2 separate regions of the Homo sapiens genome follow, and region 1 is linked to region 2. The links are chromatin loops, found by intact Hi-C in ENCODE. Cell type or tissue: HepG2. All regions are shown on one strand. Links, peaks and the distances in the headings refer to the core of each region. The heading gives the core; the rest is flanking DNA. Region 1 holds the start of IL9 (interleukin 9). Region 2 has its middle 35 kb from the start of LECT2.

Region 1 (11,257 bases), core at 2,232-10,231, 95 kb after region 2:
GTTACCTCTTGGCTGCTTGGAGTAAAAGGCAGAACAGGTTTTACTTGGAAATGCAGTGCCTTTTTTTTTTTTTTTTGGTCATTTTATGCTGTGCCTTCCTAGAACACATAACCATTTTGTTTTATTCCTAGAGAAATAATCCATGACATATGAGCTTTTATCACAAAATAAAAACATCAAACTTTATCTTTGGAACAAAATAAATGGTTGATCATTGTCTTTTGTCATTTATTGTAAAATATGTTATCTATGATAACTCTTGGTATGCATCTCACTCTAATCTTGATATTTAAAATAGGTGAGTAATTGATTTCTGAGCGTGGTGTATTTGCTCTGTAGCTTATATGCATACTTACATTTTGATACTGAAAGAAATCCTAGGAGTTAAACCTCAAAAGTCATAGACTTTGCCTAGATAAACATCTGCTGTTTTAATGGTATTTTGAACTGCAGAGCTACCGTTTAACAACCCTGTATTCTTTTCTTTTTTATAACTGAGTGGGTGGGGAAATGGGAAAGAATTCTAAAGAACCAGTCACCTCACCTGTCTCCTTCTCTCTGTTTCATCCTTTGCAGAGGAGCTCCTGCACCACGCATGCCTTCCTCATGCAGTTAGTATAAGAGTCCAAAGAAAGAAGCGGTTGAAAAGCACTTCAGAAATTCTCAAACCCTGCACCAATGTAAGGAACTACAGAACTGCAGGAGGCTTTACTCCCTTGTTGGTTAATCACTTTTCAAATGTGTTCCTTGTTCAGGTAAATGTGACATCTGCTTTTTGTTTGTTACCTGTCTACTGGGAACCATGTGTTGGTCATTTCATCAGTAACACAAATTTAATAAATGTTCACAAAATTAAATGTATTAGTCATTTATTCATTTAACCAGGAATTCCTGAGCACTCTGTATAGACTATGCCCTGGGAATAGTGATGAGCAAGAGAGTCCGTTGTAGTGTCCATTGTCATGGAACTGACATTCTCCTGGGAGAACCAGACACTGAAAGAGGCACAGGCAGATGGCAGTGATTGCTATGGTCAGAGAAGGTCTTGCTGAGGAGGTTGTAGTTGAGCTGAAAACTAAATGATGAGAACAGGTCACGTAGGGAGGAGCTGAGGAAGGAGCCAGCAGGCCAAGCTTAGCAAGGGTAAAGGCCTGGAGGATGGAAATGAAAAGAAACTGATGTGACGGGAGGGTAGTAATGAGGGGGTATCAAAGAGCGAGGCACCTGGACCAGACCAGACCACATTTCCAAACAGAAACATGCCTCATTCCTGAGAGTATATCCCAAATGGAGCACTCCTCTCTTTCATGAGGAAGGGCTGGGTGAAGGCTTACATTCCTTTCTCTAAGTGAGTGAGCACTGGGGGTGCATTGGTGCATGGAAAGGGTAAGTAACCTGCCCAAGGAACACCAGTGGCCATGGATCACTTGACCCTGAGCCAGCTCCTGAGGGTAGCAGGGAAGGTGGGTGACCCAAGGCCTGCTGGTCAAGCCAAGACTTAACTTGTTAATTCATTCACTTTTCTCCTAACTTCAAAATGTGGGACTTTTCCTAGTAAACCAGAGCCTGCCTGAGATATCTTTGCTGCAGCTACCGGGTTTCATTGAGAGAAGATCTTTGGTTCATTGGACCAGCGAGCTCACTCCACAAAAAGCCTCAGGAAATGGCAGGCCCCCAACACTTCGGATAATCTGGCAGTCTGTGGCCCAGGTCCCCTGCTCCCTTCCCTCTGTACAGATACCTGACCTAAATAACCAGATGGGGAAAGGGAGAAGAGACACCTGAGCAACCAACCCCTAGCTCTACCCTTCCCAGGACTGGAGGATAATAGTTGATGTCTTCAGAAAATGTGGGGTGGGGTGTGGGAACTCAGCCAGGGGGTGGCCAACTTTTCCTGTAAAGGGGCCAGATAATAAATGTTTAGGCTTTACGGGCTACATACGGTCTCTATCACACATGCTTGTTTTTATTTGTTAATTATTTCTTTATAAACTTTAACCCTCTGAACCCTTAAAAAGGTAAACACTGTTCTTAGCTTGTAGACCTTACCTTCAACCTGAAAAGTGGATTACAGTTTGTTGACCGCTAACCTCGGCTGCTTTGCCCTAACAAACTTCAAACCGGATGCCACTTAAACCAAGTTAGGGATGGAGCAGCTGTTTCTTTTAATCTCTATGGGAGTACCCTGAGGGGAGCCTTCACTGACAACTGCATCCCTAGATCCCCATTCCCACTTTCCACATCACCATCCTCACTTACGAGTGAGTGAGAACTGACAACTGCAACTGCATCCCTAGATCCCCATTCCCACTTTCCACATCACCATCCTCACTTACGGTCAGGAAATGGAAGCTGGGAGAGGCCAAGCAATCCCCCAAGGCCATGGAGCTAGCAAGTGATAGAGGCAGGACTTGAACTCAGGCATTCTGATTCTAGAGTCACCGGTCTTAACCACTGCACTGTACTATCCCCTGCTAGAAACTAGAGCTGTGGCTTTCTCTTCTTGGGCAAAGCCCCCATCTGTACAACAGGAGGGGTGGGGTGGTGTTTTCCTCAATATGAAAGGCATACCCGATGGCAGGTGAAATGATTTCCACGGTTCACACAGAGAGCATCAGATAATATTGATTCACAGAATGAAAAGATGATTGCCTTTTCACATCTCTCTCAAGTCTTCCAATAATGTCAGGGAAGGAGGTTTAGTCTGATGGTAATGTATCTTTAAAATCTCTCCAAAGCATGCTAATTTTCTTTTCTTTTCTTTTTAAACAAGAACAGGTTTTATAACTCAGGATCCTCAGTAGGCAGTGATAGCTAGCTAGAATTTTAGTATCACTGTTGTACTATTATTATTACTTCTCTTGTTAGTCTCATGGTTTTATTTTTTATTGCCTTTCTGAATATTTGCTATTTATGAAAAATGTTAGTGTTGCCATTGCTGTAATTCTCTTGTCCATTTCTTCATAGTTATAATATTGCTGCTGAAGCTCCTGCCATCACACCCAAATTGGAATTAAGGGGAAAGACAGGGTTCAGCCACTTTTGTCTCCTATTACCAGGAAAGCAAAATAATTTTACATACTTTGCATTGATCGAAACATGCTGCATGGCTACATGTAGCAGCAAAAGAGGCTGAAAATGTGGGTGTTTGGCTGGATACATTGGTACCCCAAACTAATCAGAATTCTACCATCAAGAAAAAGGCATACATCCAGTGCTTTGTAACAAAAGTGTTTGCCACAGGCTGGGAATCCTTTGAGTTTTCTCTTCAGTGTCTGCAAAGAGCAGGGATGGAAGTCAGAGATGTGGGATGGCTTAAGGGAATTTAGCAAAACACCTGTTTCTCTTTACCTTGTTTACCACCAAGACACTCCCTTCCCCATAGTGCAGTGGAACACTGACGAGCCATCATCACTCCTAAGAAACAATACAAAATGAAAAAAAACAGTATTGCCATACTCTTACAGTGGAGGCGAGGAAATCTTATGAGTTTGTCCCCACTGGCTATTATAGTTCAGAGTGCTAAGCTAAAGAACCCCTCACCTTTTCAATCTACTGTGTAGAAGCTATATTTACTTACCTGCACATACCTCCAAATATGTATCCTAGAAATCAGATTTGAAATCTTATAAATCCCAGAAGTAGGAAGTTCGTATTTCAAGAACTACTTTTCAAATTAGTGTTTTAATTCAACAAGCATTTAGTGAGTGCCCACAGTTCCCCAGGCACCTCCTTAAGTGCTGAGAATATAGGGGTGAACTGGACCCATAAAGCCCTGGAGTATATATCCTGGTGGGAGAGGCAGATAAAAGATCTGCAGAAAAACAGGAGTTCAGGAGGATTAAGAGCTGAAATCAGGAGGCAGACTTCTGGGCTTGAATACAAATTCTGCGGCTTCCTGGCTTTGTGGTTTTGGGCAAATTACCTGCCTCTCTATGCCTCAGTTTCTCCATCTGTAAGATAATAAGAATAATTATAGTACTTCATAGAGTTACACTGAGATTGCTTTTTTGACTCATAGTGATTAAACACAGCCATACTGAAGGGCCAGGAAGCTAAGATGTAGACAGTGTTTTAAAGGGTAAAAAATGGTGATGACAAATTACTCCCCACCTCATTTGGCAGCCGAGTGTATTACATGGCTTAATGCATGTAAAGTACTTAGAAATGTTGCTAGTATGGTCAGGCCCAGTGGCTCATGCCTGTAATCCCAGAACTTTGGGAGGCCAAGGCGGGCGGATCACGAGGTCAGGAGTTCAAGACCAGCCTGGCCAACATAGTGAAACCTCGTCTCTACTAAAAATACAAAAAATTAGCCGGGCGTGGTGGAGGGTGCCTGTAATTCTAGCTACTCGGGAGGCTGAGGCAGGAGAATCGCTTGAACCCGGGAGGCAGAGGTTGCAGCGAACCTGGATTGTGCCACCGCACTCCAGCCTGGTGACAGAGGGAGACTCTGTCTCAAAAAAAAAAAAAAAAAAAAAAGAAATGTTACTAGTATGTAGTAAGTTCTCAGTAAATGTTAGCTACTATACTCTTTCAAGTGCTGGGTTTTTACTTGATGTCATACAGTGTTATATAAGATCTCCAAAGATACTGAGGAGTCCTCAAGGCCAATTTTAACAAGCATGGTTGCCGCATTCTTGTGCTTATAGTTGAACATTTCTTCTTTCAGACACTTGCACAAAGGGATACTTCTAAGATGCATTTGCATTAGGTGGCAAACTTCATCCTGGGTATGAAAAACATTGAGATTTGGGAATAAAGCATAGTAAGACTGAGGTTGCAATTACTAAAGGAAAACCCCAACAGAGATAAGTGAAGTTCTGCAATATCATGCACCCTCCCCCAACCCGCTCTGTCTCCCCAGGCCCCCCTTCGTTAGAACACCCATGACTGGCTATATTATATCAGCATTTCCCATAATGTAAAAAGGGAAAATACAGACCTGGGCGTTCATGGAAAGTATTCTAACTCTCACAACCAGAATCCCTGTCTTTGAATTTTTTTTCTTGGTTTTTAGATCTTTAACTTTTCCTTCAGCATTTCAGTACTCAACTTTTTGAAAATCATCTTTTCTGAGGAATGATATTTCCTGGCACAGCATCATCTCTGTCAAGTGACTCAGTTTGATTTTTTTGTTTGTTAGTATAAAGTGGCCCCAACTTACAGAGAAAAAGTGGGCTCTTGGTATCAGTTTGATGTCAGGGTTTTTCCGTGTTTGAGAGGGAGCTTTAAATACCACTCGATTTGAAGGTGTCTGCAAGCGAGCTCCAGTCCGCTGTCAAGATGCTTCTGGCCATGGTCCTTACCTCTGCCCTGCTCCTGTGCTCCGTGGCAGGCCAGGGGTGTCCAACCTTGGCGGGGATCCTGGACATCAACTTCCTCATCAACAAGATGCAGGTAGGCTGCAGGGGGAGCCCATGGGAAAGACAGCTACTGACAAAGTGAAATATGTATGAGGATGAAAAAACTCGGGGCTGACTAAAGGTTCTTATCTCTCTATCTACTTTAGGAAGATCCAGCTTCCAAGTGCCACTGCAGTGCTAATGTGAGTGAATGCTCTTTAAGAACTTTCCAAATTAATTTTAATTTTCACATCTGGAATCTTCACTCTGAAATTTCCCTTGCAGGTGACCAGTTGTCTCTGTTTGGGCATTCCCTCTGTAAGTATAGTGAAATAACATAATGTTGACCTTGGATTTTTTTGGTTTGTTTTTAAGTAAAAATAAGTTGCTTTATTTAATATTTAATGTTATACATTGTTGCTTAATTTAATTGTTACAGATTAGTATTCCCTGTTAAAACCACATTGTTACAAATTATTCCCTTTTAAAACTACGATCTTGAAATCCTATATTATGAACATTTCTTTGTATTTAATTAACTTTATGCCTCTTGAGAAGTTTGAACACTTTTCAACATTAAAAAAAGAATCCTGAATATCTTTTTAGATAGGTGGCCATGTGCACAATTAAATAAAACTGGAACTAAGGATATAATAATTGCTGTAGCTCATATCATATTGCTTTCTAACTCATTTACTGATAACTCTAGAGTTGTGAAACAATGTAAATAAAATGACAACTCCTTATCTTTCATCTGTCATGAATGATCTATGCGCTATACCTCCCCCTCCCTGCCTCCTCCCTTCCTCCCCACCACCCTGTTGTCTGTCTAGCTGATTAGAGTGACTGTTGGTTTGAATGCTGCCCTCTGGGCAGGTAGAGGATCTGAGGTTGTGAGTGGAAGGAGGGCTTCCAGAGGGCCACTGCCCACTACGGCAGGAAGGATGGGTGGCAGGAAAGTTCTGATTCCTAATTCAAACTCCTGGTTAGGGTGAGGAGGAGGCACTTCTCCAAGGTGCAGTGCTTTATTCTTTCTCATGCAAGGCCTGGGAGAATCTGAAGAATCTGAGCTTCTTGCCCTGGCTAGGGTAAGACATCGCACCCATCGCGGTCCATCCATTAGATGAGAAGAGGATAGAGTGCCTTCTGGGCAGGAACCAGGCAGACAGCACAGCCCCTGTCCCTTGGAGTACCGTCCATGTTTTTAGCTGCTGCTGAAATACCAGCTGCATTCAATTGTCACATCCCATTAGCTGGTGTGAAAAGGCTTTTCCTCACTCTGCACTTTCAGACTTACAAGCCTTGAAGCCGGGAAGCACCCGTTGAAAAGAACATTCAGAGCCGACTATTTCAGGGCCCAGAGCCCTCATGTTTCCTGGATGTAACATACAGGAAGTCTCCTCCAGGGGATGTCACTGTGGAAAAATGGCATCCCCTTTAAATACGGGAGATCACTTCCTACATTGGCAAGGGACCTGTCTAAAAATAATGCAAGTTTGAGTAATGGTGATTAAATAAAAATCATCTCTATTATATTGCTCTTTGTGATATATTTCCAAAGCTGTCCTCAGAATATTTCTTTGAATAAATCCTTACTATTTACCAGGACAACTGCACCAGACCATGCTTCAGTGAGAGACTGTCTCAGATGACCAATACCACCATGCAAACAAGATACCCACTGATTTTCAGTCGGGTGAAAAAATCAGTTGAAGTACTAAAGAACAACAAGTGTCCAGTAAGTTTGTTTTCATATGTGATATGTTCCTGTTGGTGATTTCTATGTGAATGGTGATGCCAACCCTGTTTGAACACAAAAGGATGATAAAGTTGGAATTGGTAGTTCAAGGTTGATAAAAGACATCTAAGAATTTTAATCAGAAGTAATATAATTAAAGTGAGATCCACTGAAACAATAGAATTAAAGTGAGATAGATCATTGTTCCTGACGAGGCCATTTACTTCTCTCTACTATGGAATAATGAAAGAATCCTTTCTGAGTGTAATTAGAAGCTACAATCTAGAGAATCAGGGATGTAGCTCACATAATACTAAATTATCCTAGAGATTCAATGTACTAACTGAATGGATGTTGTTAACAGGGATTTTTTTTTCCTGTTGGTTAAGGAGGTTTTGTTTTGTTTTGGAGACAGAGTCTTGCTCTGTTGCCCAGGCTGGAGTGCAGTGGTGCCATCTGAGCTCACTGCAGCCTCTGCCTCCCGGGTTCAAGTGATTATCCTGCCTCAGCCTCCCGAGTAGCTGGCATTACAGGTGCGTGCCACCATGCCTGGCTAATTTTTGTATTTTTAATAGAGATGGGGTTTCACCATGTTGGCCAGGTTGCTCTCCAACTCCTGAACTCAAGTGATTTGCCCGCCTTGACCTCCCAAAGTGCTGGGATGACAGGTGTGAGCCACCATGCCTGGCCTGCATTAAGGAGGTATTTAAAGGGCAATGCACCCAGGTCAAGGTGGAAGCTTGCTACTCATCCTGAATGCCCATCCACACATTCTTTTCTTCAGCATATACCCTAGTCCCTGACAGCAGACTGGGATGGCAAGTTGGGTAGAGGTGACCTCCCTCTGTTTTTTGGGTATTAGCATCTCCACACAAGATCCTAGAAGGCTGAAAGCCCTGAGCTCAGCTGTTTAGCTGCATGCGTTTCTACCATCAATGGCATCTAGTTCTAAGTGCTTAATATATGCTGTCTCACTGAATAAATACATACCTTAGGGACAATTATTCAATTTATTACTCTCAGTGAGGTTAACTAATTTGCCTAAGGCTGCATATTTGATAAGTGGCAGAGCTGAGATTTGAACTCAGGCCTATATGACCTCAGAGCCCCACTCTTAGCCATTGTACTGTCAAATGACCTTGGAAAGACAACCTAAAAGGATAATGATACAATTTTAGGCCTCAAAGAGTCCCCAGAAAAGGCTTTCTCTAATGCAGAGATTTAGGGCCACTTAATAGGGGTGTGTGTGTGTGTGTGTGTGTGTGTGTGTGTGTGTGTGTGTGTGTAAAGACCCCTGAAATCCAATTTGAGGTCAACCACCTATGCTGTCTTTACACCACATGAGCTAGCCTGGACCTGCCCACCTATTTGCTCTGTGTCTCAAGCCACTTCCCTTCCCATCCCCACAATCCTCACCACCGACTCTGGCTCTTGGCAGGTAGGCTTCTGGGGCTGCTTGGCTCTACATCATTTGAGTCACTCTGTCCTTATCAACTTTCATCCCCACAGTATTTTTCCTGTGAACAGCCATGCAACCAAACCACGGCAGGCAACGCGCTGACATTTCTGAAGAGTCTTCTGGAAATTTTCCAGAAAGAAAAGATGAGAGGGATGAGAGGCAAGATATGAAGATGAAATATTATTTATCCTATTTATTAAATTTAAAAAGCTTTCTCTTTAAGTTGCTACAATTTAAAAATCAAGTAAGCTACTCTAAATCAGTATCAGTTGTGATTATTTGTTTAACATTGTATGTCTTTATTTTGAAATAAATACATATGTGGAAAAAACAACATGAGCTGGTCTCTTGGCAATTATTCATTTCTTGCTGCTCAGAACAAAGAAAGCTACAAGTGTTGTTAAGGGGAAGAATAGATCAGAGACTCCTGTAGGAGTCTCTGTGATAAGACTCCTGATGCTGAATACAGACCCTCAGGCTCATAGGCTGTGGCTGGAGCTGCAGGAGGGCTGCAGGGAGCAGTTACAAAGAATGTCTATGAGGACCATCTGAGGGTTGCCACTAGGGGAGGCTGAAGGCATGTCTGACACTGCTAAGAGGGCTAGGGTCCTGAGAAACTGGCCTTGTGCCTGAAAGAGGAGAAGGCAGCAGCTTGGAAGTGGGAGACTGCTCAAGAATGTGGGCATGCAGAATAAATGCTTAATAATTAAGTGCTTAACCCACTAGTTATGGTAGGAAGTAGATATTATTATTATGCATTTCTGTTTTATATATACTGAAACCAAAGCTTAGAAAGTCTGCATGGCATTCCCAAGATCCCACAGGTGGTGAGATTTAGAAGAAGGATTCACCCCTCGTGCTCTCTGCTTCCAAACCCTTTGCTGTTTGCATTCTGCCCCTTTCTTATTCTCTTTATACCAAGGGTGTGCATTGTGCTTCTTCCAACCACAGCCTGAGGGTAAAATAGACCCATCATAATTCCAGTCCACACTCTCATATCCAGAAACCTAGGGAGTCAGGTTTCAGAATTCAAGCTTTTTAGCCTTTTAGAAAGTTAAAACAATCCACGTGCCATATATTACATAACACCCACAGCAGGGCCTGGGGCAAGTTTCCATAATTAAACATATCAATTCTGCAACAGTCACTGAAATGGTCAGGTTTTGCAGCCAAATGAGTCCTAACAAATCTTGAGTTTTCGCAGCTGTTTGGATTTCAGAATAATGATAAGAAATTAGTAAGCTGCATTAACAAAACAGCCTTTCTCTAGCTCATGCCCTATTTAACAAGGGAGGTGGGGGTGGGGGGCACTCTTACGAAGACATTTTATGTGGGGCTGGGCTGGGTGTCTCCAGGAGGGATAAAGGTTTCTGTAGCTTCCTGGACAGCCAGCCACATGGAGTTCCAGATCACAGCTGAAGGGCCTTCTCTTCTCCTCTCCTCCATGTGGGTTTTCTGAATGACTGGCGCCAGACATAGTTGAATCATGTGACACTATGTGGTTTACCACCTGTGGCATGGGGAGACACCAGCCCAAGCAGGATCCCAGCAGGGACAGATACTGATGGTTGGTGATGGTTTCAGAATATAACTCGGAAATGCAATGTCTTGCCAGAGGAGACGGGCAGAGACGAGCTTCCACTCACTGATGCAGATTAATCACCAGCATAGCTTGGTGCTTTCCCTAGGCTTTTCTGCAAAAGTCACATAACCTGCAGTGTTCATTCCTGCAGGCAAGCTCCAAGGAGGGTTCACTTACAGTAAAGTGTGCTATAATTACCATCTTCTCTGTGCCAGGAGAGTTGAGATTCATCAAGAAGCCACCCTGGAGAAAGGAGAACTAATATTTATTGTTTACTCTGTACCAGGCAGTCCTCTAAGCCTATTTTGTAGAATATCTGGTTGGATCCTCACAACAACCCCATGAGATATTTATATAATTGTTGTATGTAATTTTTCCCACTGCACAAATGAGATAAGTAGGCCCAACGAGGTTGCATAACTTGGCCAGAAGCACGTTGCTCACAAGCAGTGAAGTTGCTACCCTCTCCAGGTTGCCAGGCCCCAGGCAGAGTTGTTTCCAGCAGATTCCAGATCAAAGCACACACTGCAGGCCAAGATGTGGCCAGCCATAAAGCTAGCTTGCCCATCTATCCATCCATCCCTCCCTCTTTACATCCACCCAGTTTGAAGCAGGAAGATGCTGTGATGTTCAAACCTCACAATTCCTCTCCTCCCATTGTCACATTGTCACTCTGCTTCATTGACCCCAGACCAAGACCTCCCTTTCTCTGCAAAGGAAGGCCTCAGCAGAAACTCAAAGAGGACCTAAAGGTCTTCATTCTTTATTTTTATCACTTTAAAAACATGGCTTTAGCTAGGCACAGTGGCTCATGCCTAAAATCCCAGCACTTTGGGAGGCTGACGCAGGCTGATCACTTGAGCCCAGGAATTTGAGATCAGCCTGGTCAATATGGTGAAACCCAGTCTCTATGAAAAATACAAAACTTAGCTGGGTATGGTGACATGCAACTGTAGTCCCAGCTACTCGGAGTCTGAGATGGGAGGATCACTTGAGCCTAGGAGGTCGAGGGTGCAGTAAGCCATGATTGCACCGCTACACTCCAGCCTGGGCAACAGAGCAAGATCCTGTCTTAAAAAAAAACAAACAACAACAACAGCAGCAACAACAACAACAGCAAACAGATGGCTTCA
Region 2 (11,257 bases), core at 1,694-9,693:
TTGTCCTTATAGAACTACTTTCTAAAAAAAAAACACTTGTTTTACTTTATTTGTGCTAATATAACAAAACACCACAAGCTAGGTAATTTATAAACAATAGAAATGTATTTCTCACAGCTCTGGAGGCTGGGAAGTCCAAGATCAAGGTGCTGGTAGGTTTGGTATCTGGTGAGGGCTGTTCCCCACTCCCAAGATGGTGCCTTGAGCACTGCATCTTCCAGAGGCGAGGTATGCTATCTTTGCATGGCAGAAGGCGGAAGGGCAAAAGGGGCAAACTCCTTCTGCCAAGCCCTTTTATAAGGGTATCTAATCTTATTCATGAAGGCAGAGCCCTCGTGACTTAATCACCTCCCAAAGGCATACCTCCCAATACTGTTGCATTGGGGATTATGTTTCAACATAGATTTTGGAAGGAACAAAAACATTCAAACCACAGCAAATCTTTACATGAAATGCTACCCTATCACACAGAAAACAGCAGAGCTGACCCAGTGTGAGTGGGGGTAAGGCACAGCATCCTGTCTCTACTTTCATAGTTGACATGTCCACTTGAAGTTTCAGCACCATGTCAGTTTGTTTAAGGTTGAACTCTTGATCTAACTCCCAGTATCTCCCAGAGTTTTCTATCTTAAAGAATGGTTGGACCATCCATTCCAGAGCCTGTGAGCCACCTCTCTCACCATCTTCACCCTCATCCTCCTTAAGTACATTCAATTTTGCCTTCTACATCTCCCTTGAAGAAGACTTTGTCCTTCATTTGCACTTTCATCACCCAAGCATCCAAATCCAAGCTCTTACAGCCTCTTACCTAGAATAGGGGCACAGCCTCCTTACTTGCACCACAGAGCCCTGGCAGTCCACCCCCAACACAGTACTCAGACTGTGCTGACAGAAAATTCCCAGCAAAAGGAGAGGGCCACTCTGACATGGAATGTCCTGACATCCAAGTGTCATTATCATTTAGCAACCTCCCCCATCAAATACGACAGTATTTCCTCTTACTTATTATTTTATTAAAAAATGTTATAACTTTGAGATGAAACTATGCACTAAAAAGTAAGCTAAGGGTCAAAAGAATTGAGGGCTGGTTGTTTGAGTTGCTGTGGGGCCACTGAGTTTCCCCAGCTATAGAGCAGAGTTAGTTACTAGAATCTGCTTCTTCTCTCTTGCCCACAGTTGTTATGGAAATAACTTATGTAAAATGTTCAGAATTAATTACAATGAACATATACAACTAAAGCACTCTTATGTCTCACTGACATGAAATAATAAATTTGGATATATGGACATCTGGTTGACAATGTGACATTCCAAGATCTAAAACAAATTTGATGATGTAATTAAATACCAATCTTTCTACTTTTACTTGTATATAGGACAAGATCCCTCGCAGAACCTATTTATATGTATACTTGGAGCTGGCCTCATGGTCACATAAATCATAGGAAAATTTGGAGCAGATGTTGCAGGGTAGCTGGAATTCTCCTGTTAGGACTGCGTTTTAATGGAAAAATGACACAGAGCAGACTTCCCACATGCTTCACAGATAGAGTAATAGAGCTACTTGAAAGGAACATTTATATTCTAGATAGGCTGATTTTTAATCAACAAACGTGATTGCTTTATTATTGTCTGGTCTCGGATGAGTCATTCAGCAGAGTGCACAGGCATTTCCGGACAGGAGGGGAATGGGCCACAAGGGAGAAAGCTTTACAGTACCTTGTATGTCTGTCTGTCTGTCAGTGTGGCCTTGAGCTCTTTCTCCTCTTGCTGGTAGTAGAGATCTTCCCTGGGGCCTTTGACAGTGGCCTCCCATGGGCTTGCAGCCTCAGAAACTTTTATTTGCGAGGAAAGGGGTAAATGTGAGCTAAACCTGAAATCCCACGAATTACAGAAAAGAACTTGTTGGCAGCACACACGCAAAGATTTTCGAAATCCTCTGTTTCGCTGGTGTTTATGCATTTGAGCCTGTTTCATCTGAAGTCATTGTTTTGAGCCTTGTTTGGAAGAATTTTCCAGACATGATTTTCTAGGGAGGAAGAATGTCATTCAGAAGACAAAGGCCTGTGCTTCTGAGATAAAGTAGGTGATGTTCTGCTTCAGATGGCCTCTGGCTCCCTGGCTTTTATCCTCCCTTTCATGTTACCAAGTAGAGCTTCAAGAGCCGTAGTCCAGATTTTCTTCTGCTTCTTCTTTTGTAACTTGGAAAATGAAGACGTAGAACTAGAGTGTTCATTGTGGGAGGTCTAGTGGATAAATGGATGAGAAATGACTTAAGCCAAACAATGACTCAATTAGATTTTCTGACATAGTATCAGTTTGTTTAACCCTGCTGATCCAATGAGGTTAGGTGTTCTGAATAACTGAGAAGGGTGTTCTGACATAGAATCAGGTTGTTTAACCCTGCTGGTCTCAGTGAGGTTAGGTGTTCTGAATAACTGAAAACACCTCCTTAGTCGGGCAGCCATCTTTGATTTCAGGGGAGGTTTGGGGTGGGTGCTCCGAAGAACAGGGACTGTACCAAGTGCCCCCTGAGTGTGTGTGGGGCTTGAGGAAGGGGGAGACACAGAAGACACGCTTCTCTTCCTGCTCTGAGCCCAAGGGTGCAGAAGGCCCCGCCATTGGTGTTCATCAGGAGAAAGGCAGCGGCAGCCCCAACTCCTGGCTTACACTGCCTCAGAGTAGCAGGGGTTCAGTGTGGCGGAGTGAATGATAAGATGAAGAAGAATGACAAGCATGCCTTGAATCGGACAATCACTTTTCTCGTTGAGGTAATTACAAGAATCATGAAAAGCAGGTTAGATATTATCAACTAGTTTTATACAGAGAGACTTGTGCATGATTCAAAAGAGTCAGTGCCAAAGCTAGACCATGTTGCCTTTGTCATTTAGATGGATCGCTTACTGCATTTACCATTGGAAGCTGGTTGGCCTACATGCTTCTGCATCCTAGGAAGCTCCCACACTTAGATCCTCTGAGGTATCTTCATAGCTTTGCAGTACATGATTCCTAGATAGACAAGTTTGGAGCAACCGATAACCCCTATGTCAAAGCTGAATTTGTTTAGATATATTTTATGTACATCAAAATGGAATTTACAATACATGTCAAAACCAGAGGGAAAACCAGTGGCTGTGATCTGAATTTGTTTCCCCAATGTGATAGTACTAGTAGATGGGGCCTTTGGGAGGTGATTAGGTCATGAAGGTGGAGCCCTTGTGAATGAGAAAAGAGGCCCAAGGAAACTTGCTTGCCCCTTCCACCACATGAGGACACAGCAAGAAGGCTCCATTCTATGAACAAGGAGGTGAGCCCTCACCAGACAGTGAATCTGCCAGCACCTGGATCTTGAACTCCCTAGCCTCCAGAACTGTGAGAAATAAAATTTCTGTTATTTGAAAGTCACCAGTTTATGGCTTATGGCATTTTGTTATAGCAGCACAAACAGACTAAGATACCAGTCCTTCTGTTTTCTGCCAGAAAATTGCACCACACTATTGCTTTTAATCTTTTTTCTTGGGCCAAGTTTAGACAAGAGGCATCAACTCTAGGTAATTCTGAATGCAGCAAGACATACAGAGACACCTGCTGCTGGAAACACTGGGAACTTCACTGAAGAGCAGGAGGGCCAAGGACTCAACTCTTTATAAATACTAATTGCATTAAGTAAGCATTTTTGGATTTCACATGTTTATAGCTTAAAATACTTGCAGAACTTGCAAGAAAAACAACAATAAAAATGAAATATTTGATGAACTAGATATTACCAAGGGGCACCTTACTGCAGGGAAACGGTGTGTAGACTTGTTCTAAATGAAATTTGACGTTGTCATGAGTTATGGATACACCTCAAAATCATGTGAGAGTGTGATAATTATCCCGGTCTGAGAAAGCCTGCTTCACTATTGCCATAAAGTTCAAGGCACAAAGTGCATGAGTATTATTTTTGCCTTGCAGTCAACCAGCGGAAAATACTGGTTTTGAACTTGGAGCTACCAAAGTGTACCTCTAAGTTACTTTTTGATTATCTCAGCATAAATTTTCTTCACATGTTTGCTAAACAGGGCAATATTGCCATGGATACCTTCCACCATCCCATAGCTTCCCTGACACATTCTGGCACTTACTCTCAAAGCTACCACGTATGACACTGATTGAACACATCAGCATGTCATTTGTTCTCAGCGCGGATGGGAAATCCGGAGAAAAGGCTGCCTAAAAACATAATGCAGAGAGAGGAAACATAAAGTGGAGAAGCCTGGGAGGGGTGGAGACACAATCGGCCTTAGAAAACAGCTGGGGGGTACTGAACTCTTTCCTAGCTCCGGGAGCCTCCATATTCAGGCTAGAAAAGGTGAGGTGATACAACGTGGGGCAGAGGGCAGAGAGGGAGGAGACTGTGGCACACACAGAAGGTGGGGGCAGCTCTCCTTGCACCTGGACTGGCACTAAGAGCCAGCAGCCTCGTCACCCCAAGGCGCCACTTTCAGGGGGCTGCTGAGCAGCCTTTGGTGTCTTCACACACCGGTGTTGTGCTGAATGACAATATCTTCTCTGCGCTCACTTTGGAGGCCTCTTTGGGAACTGACAATTCTGAATTGTGCGTTTGGCTGCTGAGAGAGGCTGTCAGGACTCCAGATATCTGTCTGATGCTCCCTGCCCGACTGTGACGGAGAGACTACAAGGGAGTGCAGCACAGGGGCGACAAGTGCTCCTGGGGATTTGCTGCCTGCATGGCCTCCCTAAAGCCCCTGCCATCTGCCCACTGCTCTCCACTTCCGCTGCCAGGCTGAGCCCAGCCGCGGATTCCCAAACGCCCCTCATGGCCCTTCCTTGGCCCTGATTCACCAGTCTCCCTTCTCTTCTCCTCACTGCGGCTGCAGTGGCTTCACTCCGCCCATACGCCTTCAGTGGGTTCCCCTTTTATTCTAAGACAGAATTCAGCATTTTTCCTACGCTGTGTGCAGTCCTACGGGGTGGGCTTCTCTGCTCTTCCCCACCCCTGGCCCCACCTCCGGCTCCTCTGACGCCACATTTTCTGCTCTGTCTCAGTCCCTCGGGGCACACTGGCTGTCTTCTTGCAGGGCCGTGGTGCCTGCTGCGCCCTGTGCCTGGACTGCCTGGCTCTCCTTTCCCCTGGCGCTGCTCCAGCACCCTCAGCACCTCCAGCACCCCCAGCACCTCCAGCACCTCCAGCACCCTCAGCACCTCCAGCGCCCCAGCCCGTCTTTCAGATCTTGGCTCAGGCATCACTTCTTCAGAGAAGCCTTCCCTGACCCTTGGCCTAGGCCAGGTCCCCTCATTATGCGCTAAGATAGAACCACCTTCTTTTTCTTTATGGTACTTCCCCAAGTTCCTAACGGAGACATTAAGCACATAATCACACTGCTGAGTCCAGGGCTCTTGGCCTGGAACCTAAGCTCCACAAGGGAAGGGCAGGTGCTGCTGTTGAGTAACCACTTAATCCTCAGCTCCTAGCACAGGGCCTGGCACAGAGCAGGGGCTTAATAAATATTCGCATTTTCTCAACTATGCCCTCTAACTTAGTTAGATACCAACTTCTCAACCTCCACAACCAGCTGTGATGAGCAGTTCACTTTTACTTGCATTATCCTTTTCTTTCTTCTTTTATATTTAACCTCCAAAAAGCTGACTTCATCAAAACCTAAATAAATGCTTTCTTTTATAAACGACTCTCCTTAATGATAAATCATGCATAGAGCAAGGAATAGGAAAATGTAACGTGCTTTTATTTCTTTATCTCTATTTGCCACCGTGAATTGACAACAATTTCTGGGCAACTCTCAACCACTTGGTGACGCCAGATCATAGAGAATTCAAAAGGGGCCAAGGTCAGAAACCAGAACCTCATCAGTTAAGCTCCTTGTCATAATTAGAGCTTCCCAGAGCTGACTGTCCTCTGTGCCTGGACAGCCAGAGATGTGTACACGATTCCAAACAAATATAAGCGAATGGGTCGCAAGTGCTACTCCTCAGCACTCCACATTCTCAGGAGCTGTGACACTGGGACAGTGCAGGTCCTGAATGGTGAGAGACCTTAAGGCTTAAAACCACACATGGCATTACCTGACTTCAAATTATACTACAGAGCTACAGTAACTAAAACAGCATGATACTGGCATAAAAACAGACACATAGACCAATCAAACAGAACAGAGAATTTAGAAACAAATCCATATATCTACAGTAAACTCATTATTGACAAAGGTGCCAAGAACATATATTGGGAAAAGAACCTTCAGTTCAATAAATGGTGCTGGGAAAACTGGACATCTATATGCAGAAAAATGAAAGTAGACTCCTACCTCTTGCCATATTCAAAATTAAAATCAAAATGAATTAAAGACTTAAATCCAATACTTTAAATGATGAAACTACTACAAGAAAACATTGGAGAAACTCTCCAGGACATTGGTCTGGGCACAGATTTCTTGAGTAATACCCCACAGCCACAGGTGACCAAAGCAAAAATGAACAAATGGAATCACATCAAGTTAAAAAGCTTCTGCACATCAAAGGAAACAGTCAACAAAGTGAAGAGACAACCCACAGTATGGGAGGAAATATCTGCAAACTACCCATCTGACAAGAGATTAATCCCCAGGATATATAAGGAGCTCAACAACTCTATAGGAAAAAAAACTAATAACCAATTAAAAATGGGCAAAAGATCTGAATAGACATTTCTCAAAATAAGACATACAAATGGCAAACAGATATATCAAAAGGTGTTCAACATGACTGATTATCAGAGAAACACAAATCTAAACTACAATGAGATACCATCTCACTCCAGTTAAAATTGTTTATATCAAAAAGACAGGCAATAACAAATGCTAACGAGGATGTGGGGAAAAGAGAACCCTTGTACACTGTTGGCGGAAATGTAAATTAGTACAACCACTATGTAGAACAGCTTGGAGGTTTTCCAAAAACTAAAAATAAAACTGCCATATGATCCAGCAATCAATCTCACTGATAGGCATATACCCAAAATAAAGGAAGTCAGTATATTGAAGAGATGTCTGCACTTGTATGTTTATTGCAGCACTATTCACAATAGTGAAGATTTGGAAGCAACGTAAGTGTCCCTCAACAGATGAATGGATAGTGAAAGTGTGGTTCATATACACAATGGAATACTATCAGCTCTAAAAGGAATGAGATCCTGTCATTTGCAGCAACATGGATGGAATTGGAGGTTCCATGTTAAGCAAAATAAGCCAGACACAGAAAAACAAACTTTGTATGTTCTCACTTACGTGTGGGAGTTAAAATTTAAATCAACTGAAACCACCGAGTTACAGAGTAGAAGGATGGTTACTAGATGCTGAGAAGGGTAGTGGGGGGTGCGGTGATGGGAGGGTTAATGGGTACAAAATATAATGGAAAGAATGAATAAAACCTAGTATTTGCTAGCACAACAGGGTGACTATAGTCAATAATAATTTAATTGTACATTTAAAAAGTAACTAAAAGAGTATAATTGGGTTTTTTGTAATACAAGGGACAGGTACTTGAGGGGATAGATGCCTTATTTGCCCTGAGGTGATTATTATGCATTGTATACCTGTATCAAAATAGCTAATGTATCCCATAAATATATACAGCTACTATGTACCCACAAAAGTTAAAAATTAAGAAAACACACACTTGGCCACAAAGAATATTATTGTGAATAAACCTAATTGACATTCACGCATAAGAAAAATATCAGAGCATCTCAGCTTAGAACTTGCCAGCAGACAAGCACACTGAAAGAGCAAATCTTTCTGTTTGAGGGCTGGCTATAGTGAGGGTTGTTGACTTCTTACATTCATTCACAGAACATTTGGGAAAGTGGTGGTGAGTCGGCGAAAGAGACTCAGAGACACACGGTGAATTGCCCAGCTTCTCAGATCGAGCTGATGGAAGAACCAAGATGAAAACTTGCTCCAATTACAGCTAGTTTAGGGTTCTTGTGTTCAGTACACAATTATAAAAGGACTTGATAAGATGCGGACTAGGGACCACTTGCATCAAAACCACTCCAGGGAGTTTGCGGGAACACCCTGACTCCAAAATTTCTGGGGATGGGACCCAGACATATGTATGTTCAACACCCTTACAAGGATTCTGATGTCTACTACCAGGCGAGAATCACATAGCTGGACTTAGCTTTCTGTCTTAAAAGCTCACGTGTGTAGAGTAAAGCCTATGATCTTCTTGAATCTCTTGGTTGAAGTCACTGGTCCTCGGGCTGAGTAAAGGGACTTCCACATTATGAGAACTTGGGGAGAGAAGGAGTATATTGCTAAAATTAGATGAATTATTTTGGATAAGAGATGAGCATTCTTCTCAGTAGTTTCTAGTGGAATTGATCCAACCCACAGCTTAGACTTAAAGTCTTAACATAGTTCTTGTAGCTTAGGGCTCAGCTAGTAGAATCCAGGGCCTGCCAGTTGGAAGAGGATAGAGGCACTGAAGGGCTACACCCCAGCAGTAGGGGGAAACAGAACTAGGTAAGCCTTTGCAGGGACCATAGCCCAGCTTTCAGTCATCTCCATCTCTGAAGTTCTTTTGAGCTCATCCTGGCTTGTTGCAAGGCTTAGGAGTCTGGCAAAAGGAAACACAATCCACAATCCTCTCTGGAATTATAACCTCCTATGAGTCTTCTATTTCTACAGACATTTTGTAAATACAACGTCCCCACAAGATTAAAAATAACCAGGGCCACTGAAAGACAAGGCAACCCGAGAAAAAAATAAGACAAACTAGAGAAACGAAACAGACCCATAAGAATTTCAGAAGCTAGAGTCACCACACTGACTTTAAAATAACTATGTTATTAAAAGGGAAGCTTAAGAGTTTTATCAGAGATCTAAAAATTATAAAAATGAATCAGAAAGGCATGGTGGCTCATGCCTGTAATCCCAGCACTTTGAAAGGCCAAGACTGGAGGACTGCTTGAGGCCAGAAGTTTGAGAACAGCCTGGCTCGGCAAGACAGTGAGACCCTGTCTCTACAATTTTTTTTTCTTTTTTAAATTAGATAGGTATAGTGGCGTGCACTTGTCATCACAGCTACTTGGGAGGCTGTGGTAGGAGGATTGCTTGAGCCCAGGAGTTGGAAACCAGCCAGGACAACATAGCAAAACCCTGTCTCTTCAAAAAATACAAAAATTAGCTGGACACGGTGGCTTGTGCCTGTAGTCCCAGCCACTTGGGGGGCTGAAGTGGGAGGATTGTTTGAGCCTAGGAATTGGAGGCTGCAGTGAGCTATGATCATGCCACTGCACTCCAGCCTGGGTGACAGAGCAAGACCCTGTCCCCTGCTCCCCCCAAAAAAGAATCAAATGGAAATTTTGGAAATTAAAAATACAATAACTGAAATTAAGAACTCAGTGAAGAGAGAACTAGTCAGTCTTCTCAAGGTTCAAAATGACTTGAGAGAGCAGAAAAGGAGACTGTGGCTGAGGGACTGATCTGGGGTGAGGAGTCCCATGCAGGAAGGGACTTGTGTCATTTGAATCTCCTATTGGTGCCAAAGCAGGAAAGACCCTGGTTTCTTATCAGCTTTCCCAGATGTGGAGAAGAAAGGGAAGAGGGAAGGGTGAGGCTCAAAAACTGCCAGCAAACATCAGAAAGTGGAGTCAGACTCCTTATTACACAGAACAAATTACTTAATGTAAAGAATGATATATTTTCTTCTAAATTTACCGTCTTATTAGGTGCTATTTTCCTGCCTATTTTACATTTCCTTGTCCCTCCTTTCTTGCCCTCTTTTTGATTATTTCTATATTACACTTGCCCCTCTATTAATTGGGAGTTTTATATGATTTTTAAGTCATTCCTTTAATATTCATCCTAGAGATTATGGCATGCATTACAACCTATCAAAAATTTAATATTAATTGGTGTTTTTGTTTCATGTGGGATAATGCAATGATTTTATAAAACACTTATATAACTCTCTGCTATTATTTGTATTTTAATTGTTATATCTTTTAAACACCACAATACATTATTTTTATTTTATGCAGTTGCAAATCATTTAGATTCACTCAGACATATTCAATTTTTATCATTCTTTGTTTCTTTCTGCATCTCCAGACACCCATCTTCAAACCATTCCTCTTCAGAAGGAATCTTTCCTTCTCCTAGAAAGATGCTTTTCAACATTTCCTTTAGTGAAAGACTTCTGGAGACAAATTCTCTCATTTTTTGTTTCTCTGAAATTTATCATGTCACCACTTCTTAAAAACATTTATTGGTAGCTATAGGATTCCAGATTAGCGGTTATATTTTTTCAGCACTCTGAAGATATAATTCCAATACATTTTGGCTCCCATTATTTCTATTTTGAAGACAGCTGTCAGTCTAATAGTGGCTACTTTTAGTCTGTTTTTACTTAATTTTGGCTGCACTTACAAGTTTTGTTTGCTTGCTTTTGTCTCTGGTTTTTAATAGATTTTCTTATGTGCCTAAGTGTGGATTTCCTCTTATTTCTCTTTAGGGTTCCTAGAGCTTTAGAATCTGTGCTTTGATATCTCTTATTAGTTTTGCAAAGTTCTCTGCCAGTGTCCCTTAAAGTATTGCTACCGATTCACAGCCGAATTCTACCAGAGGTACAAGGAGGAACTGGTACCATTCCTTCTGAAACTATTCCAATCAATAGAAAAAGAGGGAATCCTCCCTAACTCATTTTATGAGGCCAGCATCATTCTGATACCAAAGCCAGGCAGAGTCACAACAAAAAAAGAGAATTTTAGACCAATATCCTTGATGAACATTGATGCAAAAATTCTCAATAAATTACTGGCAAAACGAATCCAGCAGCACATCAAAAAGCTTATCCACCATGATCAAGTGGGCTTCATCCCTGGGATGCAAGGCTGGTTCAATATATGCAAATCAGTAAATGTAACCCAGCATATAAAGAGAGCCAAAGACAAAAACCACATGATTATCTCAAAAGATGCAGAAAAGGCCTTTGACAAAATTCAACAACCCTTCATGCTAAAAACTCTCAATAAATTAGGTATTGATGGGACGTATTTCAAAATAATAAGAGCTATCTATGACAAACCCACAGCCAATATCATACTGAATGGGCAAAAACTGGAAGCATTCCCTTTGAAAACTGGCGCAAGACAGGGATGCCCTCTCTCACCACTCCTATTCAACGTAGTGTTGGAAGTTCTGGCCAGGGCAATCAGGCAGGAGAAGGAAATAAAGGGTATTCAATTAAGAAAAGA

The links. A loop is a pair of places that touch in the nucleus more often than their neighbours do. Peaks named below come from ENCODE experiments on the same cell type or tissue, not always from the same donor. Only the 100,000 strongest peaks of a DNase experiment are listed, where the experiment ranks them.
Region 1: it touches region 2 in a loop (8-fold over the local background); 3 of 110 quality-filtered maps call a loop at or near these places.

What each region holds. Positions count from the first base shown.
Region 1 is chr5:135,889,846-135,901,102 of GRCh38, reverse strand. IL9 (interleukin 9) reads left to right here and starts at 5,262. Exons shown (of 5, transcript NM_000590.2): 1 at 5,262-5,400; 2 at 5,513-5,548; 3 at 5,631-5,663; 4 at 6,952-7,083; 5 at 8,593-8,857. The coding sequence starts at 5,287. The coding sequence ends at 8,712. LOC124901074 (a long non-coding RNA gene) reads right to left here and starts at 10,647. Exons shown (of 3, transcript XR_007058947.1): 1 at 10,302-10,647; 2 at 8,500-8,661; 3 at 4,955-5,405. In HepG2, for the core only: a CTCF peak has its summit at 9,104 (motif pointing right); a DNase peak (open chromatin) is centred at 6,142; H3K27me3 peaks cover 448 bases.
Region 2 is chr5:135,984,479-135,995,735 of GRCh38, reverse strand. No RefSeq gene overlaps it. Among named protein-coding and RNA genes, the nearest start is that of LECT2, 35 kb to the right of the region's middle. In HepG2, for the core only: a CTCF peak has its summit at 5,817; DNase peaks (open chromatin) are centred at 1,705 and 5,855.